Regions from separate parts of the Homo sapiens genome. Here region 1 is linked to region 2. A link is an interaction called in ENCODE POLR2A ChIA-PET data of the cell type or tissue named here. Cell type or tissue: A673. All regions are shown on one strand. Links, peaks and the distances in the headings refer to the core of each region. The heading gives the core; the rest is flanking DNA.

Region 1 (5,319 bases), core at 312-5,311, 55 kb before region 2:
GAGGCAGGAGGATCACCTGAGGTCGGGAGTTCAAGACCAGCCTGACCACATGGAGAAACTCCGTCTCTACTCAAAAAATACAAAATTAGCCAGGCATGGTGGCACATGCCTGTAATCCCAGCTACTCGGGAGGCTGAGGCAGGAGAATCACTTGAACCGGGGAGGCGGAGGTTGCAGTGAGCCAAGATCGCACCATTGCACTCCAGCCTGGGTAACAGAGCAAAACTCTGCCTCAAAAAAAAAAAAAAAAAGAAAGAAAGAAAGAAAGAAAAAAAAAGAAATGCTGGCCTAAAATAGTACCAAGTTTATCCAAACTGAAAAAGCACTCCCTTGACCTGATGAACCCAGACTTGGCTCTTCCCTCCCTTCACCATTCCTTGAAAATCAAAACAAAACAATTTCTGCTTATTGTTTCTATTTTCTCCTTTCACTCCTTAATCTCTTCTGAATTAAAACAGCATTCTAAAGGGTTATCAATGTTTTCTTACCCAATCCAAAGGCCCTTTCTCAATCCTTATGCTCGACCATTCCAATATGTATGGCAATGCACTCTACCAGCTGTTTTGTATTCCTTCTTTCTGGCCATTTATTTTTTAAGTGCCTTTTTTCTCCTCCTATCCCTATAATCCAGGTGTTTCCTAAGGCTCTGATTTTAGCACTTCTCACTTTATCCTCTCATCCCTGTCAGCTTTCTGCTGGATCTCCAGTTTGACACAGCTCTCTAGAACCAATATCTCCTGTTGGCCCCAATCCCACCACCTGGGTGCTGCCCCATCCTTCAGATTCAACATATCCAAACAAGAACTAATCTTCATTATCCTTTATCCCCTGCTCCTGTGCTCACTCTTGTAGTTATAAGGATTAGCATCATCATCTTTCTCGCCACCCAGGATCTAAACCAGTACTATAGTTAGCCTGGTGTGAAGCACACTCTTCTGTATTTTATTAAAGGTTGCCCAGGTGGTTAATTCTCATGCTCGATCAAGGTTTGGAAAATGCTTCTCTAAACCTTTGCAGACCACTCTCTGTCCCTACCCGCTACATCTAATCAGGTGCCAAATCACATCTGAAATTGTTCTCTAGCCTACCTACTCCCCTCAGTTTCCACTGCCAACATGCCTTGGTTAACTCAGACCAGCCACTGTAGTGGCTGCTGCTGCTGCTGCTTTTTTTTTTTTTTGTAATTGTAAAATATACACAACATAAAGTTTACTATTTTAACCATATTTTTTACATGTACAGTTCAGTGCATTAAGTATTCACATTGTTGTGAAACCACAACCACCAGCCATCTCCAGAACTTTTTCATTTTCCCAAACTGAAACTCTATACCCACTAAACAATTACTCCCCATTCCCCTATCCCCTGGCAACCACCATTCTACTTTCTGTCCTTATGAATTTGACTACTCTAGGTACCTCACATAGGTGGACTCATACAATAGTTGTCCCTTTGTATCTGTACTGGCCTCTTAACTGATCTCCTTGCCCAGACCCTCTTCCCTTCTCTCATGCCTTTACACAAGGTTACCAGGTTGATTGTCCTAGACCCCAACTCATACCAGGCCACTCCCGATTTAAAAGAGTCTCTATGGTTTGCTACTGCCTAAGGAATGTAGTCTAAAGTCTTGTGTATAAATTCATCTTTCCAACCATCTCTTCTCTTCTGTCCCCTCAAATATCTTACTAAACTGCTTGCACAAGAAAACCCACCAAAAGATTTCAAGCATAACCACAGGCCACCACAACCCAGTAAACTACTTGCAGAAAGGTATACTCTGACTTTTCCTGTGTCCTTATTTATATTGATTCCCTCACTTCTTCACTTCCATGTGTCCAAATCATACCCATTTCCCAAAGCACATCTCAAATTCCACCTCTATTAATCCTAATGCGAAAGTAATGGGAGCTTACTAAGATGTAGCACAGATAAACCAGTAATTCTATATATATCTAATGGGACTGCATCCACACAACTCCAAGAACAGTTGTAGAAGTGGTAGCTAACGGGTTCAAACTCACCACAATTCCAGGATATTTGAAGAAACTTAGTACAGCAGCTGATGTGCCCCTGATATTGGTCAGACAGAAATTTCCTCATTATAGGCCTGAAAGCAGAGAAAAAAATTCCTGGTACTATGTTGTTAGCCCTGGGGATACAGCAGTTTGAAGCTGTCATATTGGTGCCAGGGTTTTTTGTTTTGTTTTCTTTCTTTCTGCTCCCCACTTCCCGCCTTTCTTCCTTTCCCTTCCTTTTAGTTCCCCCCTCCCCCACTTTGGTCTCATTTCTAGGACTCTCGCAGGTATTCTGAAGGACATTTACAGTGATTAAAGTCTCTAAAAAACTCCACCTTTCTCCACCTATATAGAAACTACAGAGAAAAGCCCAGAGTTCTGAAAGGCAATCACATTGGCTAATGCTTGAACAAAATGTTACTCAATATTGTTTCAATAATATGGATACACACTATAGGGGTTTTGAGATAACCCCTTAACATTTATGCTTAGGATAGTTCTAGGCCCAGGAAGTGAACAAGAAGGGAAGACACCCATTCACCTATTCTACGTAAAATTAAAACTGGCTAAGATGTTCCAAACCACTCATCGGAACCAAGTTGAAGTCCGGGAACGGTGGCTCATGCCTGTAATCCTACCACTTTGGAAAAAAAAAAAAAAATTAGCTGGGCATGGTGGCGTGCGCCTGTAATCCCAGCTACTCAGGAGGCTGAGGCAAAGAGCATTGCTTGAAACCAGGCGACAGAGGCTGCAGTGAGCCAAAATTGCACCACACACTCCAGCCTGGGAGAGACTCCGTCTCAAAAAATAAATAAATAAATAAAGAACCAAGTTGAGAGCCGGGCGCAGTGGCTCACACCTGTAATCCCAACATTTTGGGAGGCCAGAGCGGGTGGATCACCTGAGGTCAGGTGTTCGAGACCAGCCTGGCCAACATGGTGAAACCCCGTCTCTACTAAAAGTATAAAAATTAGCTGGGCATGGTGACGGGCATCTGTAATCCCAGCTACCTGGGAGGCTGAGGCAGAAGAATTGCTTGAACCTGGGAGGTGGAAGATGCAGTGAGACAAGATCATGCCACTGCACTCCAGCCTAGGTGACAGAGTGAGACTTGGTCTCGAAAAAAAAAAAAAAAAATACCAAGTTGTATAACACATAATGTCTTCTGCATCTCCGTACTCTGGTTTTGTTCCTTTCCTTATCAGTTGTTTGAGAACAGCCATTAAAGCTAATCTTTATTGGCTGGCCTTATTCTTTCCTTTCAGATAATTAAACTGGAAATACTGAAAAGAAAAAGAAAATAAATACAAAAATTCCTAATTACACTGTATTTTCTTCCAGACTTTTTAGTCCCACACTTAACAAAGGAACAAACATTTCTCCATGTTATATAAACTCTTCACAACTATCATTTAAAAATAGCTATATAGTATTCCATATTGTGTGTTTACCATAATTTATTTAGGCATTCCCTAATTATTGGCCACTTAGTTTTTTGGGTTCTTGTGAGACAAAATCTCACTCTCTTGCCCAGGCTGGAGTCCAGTGGTACAACCACGGCTTACTACAGCCTCAATCTCCCAGGCTTAAGCGATCCTCCCACCTTAGGCTCCCTAGTAGCTGGGATTACAGGCACACACCACAGCACCCAGCTAATTTTTGTAACTTTTTTGTAGAGACAGGGTTTCGCCATGTTGCCCATGCTGGTCTTGAACTCCTAGGCTCAAGCAATCTGCTGCTTCGGCCTACCAAAGTGCTGGGATTATAGGCGCAGTCACCATGCCTGGCCCTTGTTTTTTTCTTTTTTCCTTTTTTTAAAAGAGACAGAGTCTCACTTTGTTGTCCAGGTCGGAGTGCAGTGGCACAATCATAGCTCATTCTGTTGTCCAGGCGGGACTGCAGGGGCACAATCATAGCTCACTGCAGCCTCAAACTCCTAGGCTCAAGGGATCTTCTTGCCTCAGCCGCTTGAGTAATTAGGACTACAGGTATGCACCACTGTACCTGGCTAGTTTTTTTTGTTTTTTGCAGAGACAGTGGGGTCTTGCTATGTTGCCAAGGATGGTCTTGAACTTCTGGCCTCAAGTGATCCTTCTGCCTTAGCCTCCCAAAGTGCTGGGATTACAAGTATTGAGATACCACACTTGGCAAGGGAACTTAGTTTAGTTAACACTACACTGAACATCTTTTTCAGCAGAGAAATTACTGGGTCAAAGTAATATTTAAGCATCATGGTAAGTACTGCCAAATTCCTCCCCCCTAAAATCTGTATCATTTTTATGCTCCCACCTGCCATATATAAGCACATCCATGTCAGTACACTTGCCAACATGAAGTAATCCCACTTAAAATAACCCTTGCTATTTTAATAGGTGAAAAATGGTATATATACCCACCCAATCTTGATCTCCTGTCTCAACAAATGCAGGATATTATTATTTTCTTCTACTTAAAACCAGGAAATCCATGTCTCTTAATGCTTTTATTTTGTCTGAAGAACTGGGAGGGGTGATTTGTGATAACAGTGGAGAGTCACAGGACAGTCACCAGAACCTCATATCTCACACAAATTGAATTTGAGTTCTTGATGTACCAGCATATCTAAAGTCACACTTAATTTCCCTTTATTGCCTTGTCATTTAACTCTGTGAAGTTAGTTCCTTTCCTCTTGCTAGGCATGAGGGGGGAAAAGTTGTCAACAAGAAAACCAAGCATGCCCTAAGAAGCAGTAGTGTCTCCCAGATTTCTAAGATGTGATTTAGGTTTATGGTGATCTTGGAATTTTCAGTTCAGTTCATTATCCATCTTTCCTTCTCTGTTCCAACCTAAGCTCTGGTCCAAATCAATAAAAGTAGGAGAAATATCCTTTTTTGAAGATCTCAAATTACTACTGGGATAACAAAAAAATTCAAGTATAATTTTAAACCTCTGAGCTATAGTGAAATAAGTCCAAAGAAACCAAAAAATAAGGTAGCTCTGAAATTTGTCCCCAGCAATTAAAATTTCAGGATTTAAAAATTATGGCCTTTTGGCTGGGGGCAGTAGCTCACACCTGTAATCCCAGTACTTTGGGAGGCTGAGGTGGGCGGATCACGAAGTCAAGAAATCGAGACCATCCTGGCCAACATGGTGAAACCCCATCTCTACTAAAAATACAAACATTAGCTGGGTGTGTTGGCGCACGCCTGTAGTCCCAGCTACTCGGGAGGCTGAGGCAAGAGAATCGCTTGAACCCGGGAGGCAGAGGTTGCAACGAGCCAAGATGGGGCCACTGCACTCCAGCCTGGCAACAGAGCGAGACTCC
Region 2 (5,375 bases), core at 74-5,073:
TTAGAGTATGAGTGCTATTTTTAACACTTTTGCATTTGTAATTACCCAGGAGTTGGGCACTTGAGGACACCTTTATTAGCAGAAGGGAAGTGCTGGGAATTCTCTGCAAGACTATCAAGACCTTTTTGCCAATAGAGTTGGAGTAAGTCACAGATCTGCTAACTAATAGTGAGGGCACTTACATAAGACAGCAAGTTATATAACAAAATATTTAACCCTGGAAGTAGCTAATGGAGATAGATTGGTATTGGGATTACTTGATAATTTTTCCTTTAAAGATTATTTTCAGGCTGGACATGATGGCTCATGCCTGTAATCCCAGAGCTTTGGGAGGCCGAGGCGGGGGGATCACGAGGTCAGGAGATCCAGACCATCCTGGGCAACATGGTGAAACCCCATCTCTACTAAAAATACAAAAATTAGCTGGGCGTGGTGACATGCACTTGTAGTCCCAGCTACTCAGGAGGCTGAGGCAGGAGAATCACTTGAACCCGGGAGGTGGCGGTTGCAGTGAGCCGAGATCGTGCCACTGCACTCCAGCCTGGGCGACAGAGCAAGACTCCATCTCAAAAAAAAAAAGATTATTTTTAAATATGTCCATAAAAAAAAAAATCCCCCAACTGTCAAGCTGTATCTGCAAGGCCTTCCATCAGAACCGAAATGAACTTTTCAACATTGCCTTTCATCACTACCTTCAGATGAGCCCAACTCATTCAGTCAATGTGTCCCAATGATGTCTTGCACGTTGTCTAAGTCCTTCTTTCCAGACACCTCCTGCCTCCTCCGGCCGAATTCCCTTACCACCTAGCAAGCTTTCATTTCAGCTTTGCCTGACTCCTCAGTTCATTGGGAATTTTCCTTTGAACAATTTAATTCTGTTCCTGGCTTGTTTGGCCAAGTAGATTATAAACTACAGGAGGGCAGGGACCACCCATCAACTTATATTTATTCCCCACTATTCCAAAAAGATTACCTTGCAGAGAAGGAACTCATTAAACATATGATTGATTGAGATTCAGTGCCTTCTGCGCTATAGTCCTTTCAAATAATTCCTCTGAAGGTTATTGGTTCCTTGCAGAGTGAAAATTACCATCTAGGAAATCTCAAGGAGTCAGTGGAAATCTACTTACTGTGGATAATGAAATCTGAAATAAAAAGAGCGCACATCTGTTTCCACAGTTTCTTAAGGACAGTGAGACAAGCTATGATCACTCTTTGAAGAGTCATGTTACTTTACCTCTAAAAAAAGGAAATGGCGGCCAGGCACAGTGGCTCACACCTGTAATCCCAGCACTTTGGGAGGCCGAGGCAGGCAGATCGCTTGAGGCCAGGAGTTTGTGACCAGCCTGGCCAACATGATGAAACCTTGTCTCTACTAAAAATACAAAAATTAGCCTGGTGTAGGGGTGCATGCCTATAATCCCAGCTACTCAGGAGGCTGAGGGACGAGAATCGCTTGAACTGAGGAGGCAGAGGTTATAGTGAGCTGAGATCACGCCATTGCACTCCAGCCTGGGCAACAGAGTGAGACTCTGTCTCAAAAAATAAATGAAAGGGCCGGGCACGGTGGCTCACGCCTGTAATCCCGCACTTTGGGAGGCCAAGGCGGGTGGATCACAAGGTCAGGAGATCGAGACCATCCTGGCCAACATGGTGAAACCCCGTTTCTACTAAAAATACAAAAATTAGCTGGGCGTGGTGGTGCATGCCTATAATCCCAGCTACTCGGGAGGCTGAGGCAGGAGAATCGCTTGAACCAGGGAGTTAGAGGTTGCAGTGAGCCGAGATTGCGCCACTGCACTCCAGCCTGGCGAAAGAGTGAGACTCCATCTCAAAAAGTAAATAACAAAATAAAAATAAAAATAAATAAAAAATAAAGGCTGGACACAGTGGTTCACACCTGCAATCCCAGTACTTTGGGAGGCTGAGGCGGGCTGATCATGAGGTCAGGAGATCGAGACTATCCTGGCTAACACGGTGAAACCCCATCTCTACTAAAAATACAAAAACCCCATTTCTACTAAAAACACACAAAAAAATTAGCTGGGCATGGTGGCATGCACCTGTAGTCCCAGCTACTCAGAAGGCTTAGGCAGGAGAATTGCTTGAACCTGGGAGGCGGAGGTTGCAGTGAGCCGAGATCGTGCTACTGCACTCCAGCCTGGGGGACAGAGCAAGACTCCATCTCAAATAAATAAATAAATAAATAAATGAGTACCCATTGCTGTTATTACCAGTTGACTTTCAGCAGCACCAACAATAAAACCTTTGATAGAAACTCTTGGCTGGGCACAGTGGCTCAAGCCTATAATCCTAGCATTTTGGGAGGCCGAGGCAGGAGGATCACTTGAGCCCAGACTGGGCAATGTGGCAAAACCCCATCTCTATAAAAAATACAAAAACTAACTGGGTGTGGTGGTGGGCACCTGTAGTCCTAGCTACTAGGTAGCCTAAGGTGGGAGGATCACTTGAGCCCAGGAGTTCAAGGCTGTAGTGGGCTGTGATCAGACCACTGCACTCCAGCCTGGGTGACACAGTGAGACCCTGTCTCAAAAAGAAGGAAGGAAGGAAGGAAGGAAGGGAGGGAAGGAGGGAGGGAGGGAAGAGAGAGGAAGGGAGGCAGGCAGGCAGGGAGGGAGGGAGGGAAGAGAAGAGAGAGCAAGAAAGGAGGGAGGGAAGGAAGGAAAGAAGGAAGGGAGGGAAAAGAAGAAAGAGGAAGGAAGGAAGGAAGAAAAAAAAAAAGAAACTCTCCAGCTGCTAGTCTATACTTTATCTAGGAATGAGTATGCCATAACACCATTTGATGCCATGCTTAAAGGGCAAATGGCCAAATTAATTTCGGTGACAAACAGATCTTGTATAAAGCTACACTTTGGCTGAAAGACAGTATAGATTGCCAAGAGTCCGTCAAAGGAAAAGAATTAGTGGATCTGGGGCTGGTTCCAACGTTTGAGTGTTGTGTAATTTCATAAGGAAGGAGGGCCTCAAGCAAAATTGCAGCCCTTAGCAAGCCTGAAGGTCACTGCCACAAAGGTGGCCTGATGCCAGAGGAACAAAAGCAGGAGCCACTCAATTACTACTAAGGAAGAAGCCAAAGGGAGAAATAAGCTTATAAAATAACTGATCCAACATCCAGCTTTGAAAAATTATCTATGCATAACTCTTCCCCACTAAGAAGGCAGCAGGATCAGTTATCCTTTTCAATGAATAGTACTACTTTACCTTCCAGTAGAAATATCCTGCAATATATTTTCACTCCAGCACAAACATGTCACGAAAGAGAGAAAGGTGCATATGTCCTTTAGCTGATGCAAGCACATTTTTAATTCATCCCACCAAGATAAATCACTAACCATCTGAAACCCGCAAAAATGGACTAACGATCTCATACAGCATGACTATGAAAACCCACATCTGCTAACCACATTCCTAATAAGCAGCAGCTGGTGACAGTTTTGTAGCACTGTGACTTTTTAAAGGAAAATATTAGCAAGGACACACTAAATAGAAGTTTAGTTTCATTGAATCCACTTAGTTACGGAAAATCACCAGTGTTTTCTTTTTTCTTTTTTTTATTGACAATCATGGAAATTACATAATTTGTCATGAAATTCAAATAATATCTAAAAATAAAAGTCAGCCCAGCACGGTGGCTCACGCCTGTAATCCTAGCACTTTGGGAGGCCGAGGTGGGTGGATCATTTGAGGTCAGGGGTTCGAGACCAGCCTGGTCAACGTGGTGAAACCCTGTCTCCACTAAAAATACAAAAATTAGCCAGCCATGGTGGCAGGCACCTGTAATCCCAGCTACTTGGGAAGCTGAGGCAGGAGAATCGCTTGAACCCGGGAGGCGGAGGTTGCAGTGGGCCATGATCGTGCCACTGCACTCAAGCCTGGGTGACAAAGCGAGACTGTCTCAAAAAAAATAAAAAAATAAAAATTAAATTAAAAGTCTACTTTCCCCCTTCACCAGTTCTTTTTTTTTTTTTTTTTTTTTTTTTTTTTTTTTTTGAGATGGAGTCTCGCTGTGTCGCCCAGACTGGAGTGCAGCGGCCTGATCTCAGCTCACTGCAAGCTCCGCCTCCTGGGTTCATGCCATTCTCCTGTCTCAGCCTCCCGAGTAGCTGGGACTACAGGCACCTGCCCCCACGCCCGGCTAATTTTTTTATTTTTAGTAGAGACGGGGTTTCATCGTGTTAGCCAGGATGGTCTCGATCTCCTGACCTCGTGATGCGCCCGCCTTGGCCTCCCAAAGTGCTGGGATTACAGGCGTGAGCTACCGTGCCCGGCCTCTTTTTTTTTTTTTTTGAGATGAAGTTTCCCTCTTGTTGCCCAGACTGGAGTGCAATGGCACCATCTCGGCTCACTGCAACCTCCGCTTCCTGGGTTCAAGCAATTCTCCTGCCTTAGCCTCCCGAGTAGCTGAGATTACAAATGCCTGCCATCATGCCCAGCTAATTTTTGTATTTTTAGTAGAGACGGGGTTTTACCATGTTGGCCAGGCTGGTCTCGAATTCCTGACCTCAGGCGATACGGCTGCCTTGGCCTCCCACAGTGCTGGGATTACAGGTGTGAGCCACCACACCCAGCCTGGAGATTGAATCTTTAAAGAGGTAACTGAGTTAAAATGAGGTCACTGGGGTGGGCCCTAATCCAGTTTGACTGTTTTCCTTATAAGAAGAGATGAGGGCAGAGATACATGCATGGAGGGAAGACCATGGGAAGATGAAGGGAGAAGATGGTCATTTACAAGGCAAGGAGAGAGGCCTCAGAAGAAACCAATCCAGCCTGGCGTGGTGGCTCATGCCTGTAACCACAGCACATCAGGAGGCAGGAGGATCACTTGAGTCCAGGAGTTCGACACCAGCCTGGGCAATATAGCAAGACCTCGTCTCTACCAAAAAACAAAAAGCTAAAAAACAAGGCCAGGCACGATGGCTCACATCTGTAATCTCAGCATTTTGGGAGGCTGAGGCTGGCAGATCACTTGAGGTCAAGAGTTCAAGACCAGCCTGGCCAACATGGTAAAACTCCATCTCTACTAAAAATACAAAAATTAGCTGGGCATGGTGTTGCATGGTTGTAATCCCAGCTACTCAGGAGGCTGAGGTAGGAGAATCACTTGAACCTGGAAGGCGGAGGTTGCAGTGATCCAAGATTGCTCCACTGCACTCCAGCCTGGGCAACAGAGTGAGACTCTGTCTCAAAACAACCACCACCACCAAAAACAAACAAACAAACAAACAAACAAAAAATCCTGCTGACACCTTGATCTCAATCTCAGACCTTTAGCCTCCAGAACTATGAGAAAATAAATTTCTGGTCTGGCACAGTGGCTCACGCCTATAATCCCAGCACTTTGGGAGGCCAAGGCA

Evidence for each region. ChIA-PET counts read pairs that join two places held together with the same protein. Peaks named below come from ENCODE experiments on the same cell type or tissue, not always from the same donor. Only the 100,000 strongest peaks of a DNase experiment are listed, where the experiment ranks them.
Region 1: POLR2A ChIA-PET joins it to region 2 with 11 read pairs; 16 of 35 experiments call an interaction of 5 or more read pairs at or near these places.

The regions. Positions count from the first base shown.
Region 1 is chr16:69,232,536-69,237,854 of GRCh38, reverse strand. The region is part of intron 1 of SNTB2 (syntrophin beta 2); the gene reads right to left. Among named protein-coding and RNA genes, the nearest start is that of SNTB2, 48 kb to the right of the region's middle. In A673, for the core only: no CTCF peak of the experiment used is centred there; no DNase peak of the experiment used is centred there.
Region 2 is chr16:69,177,431-69,182,805 of GRCh38, reverse strand. No RefSeq gene overlaps it. Among named protein-coding and RNA genes, the nearest start is that of SNTB2, 7.0 kb to the left of the region's middle. In A673, for the core only: no CTCF peak of the experiment used is centred there; DNase peaks (open chromatin) are centred at 3,005 and 3,375; H3K27ac peaks cover 1,773 bases.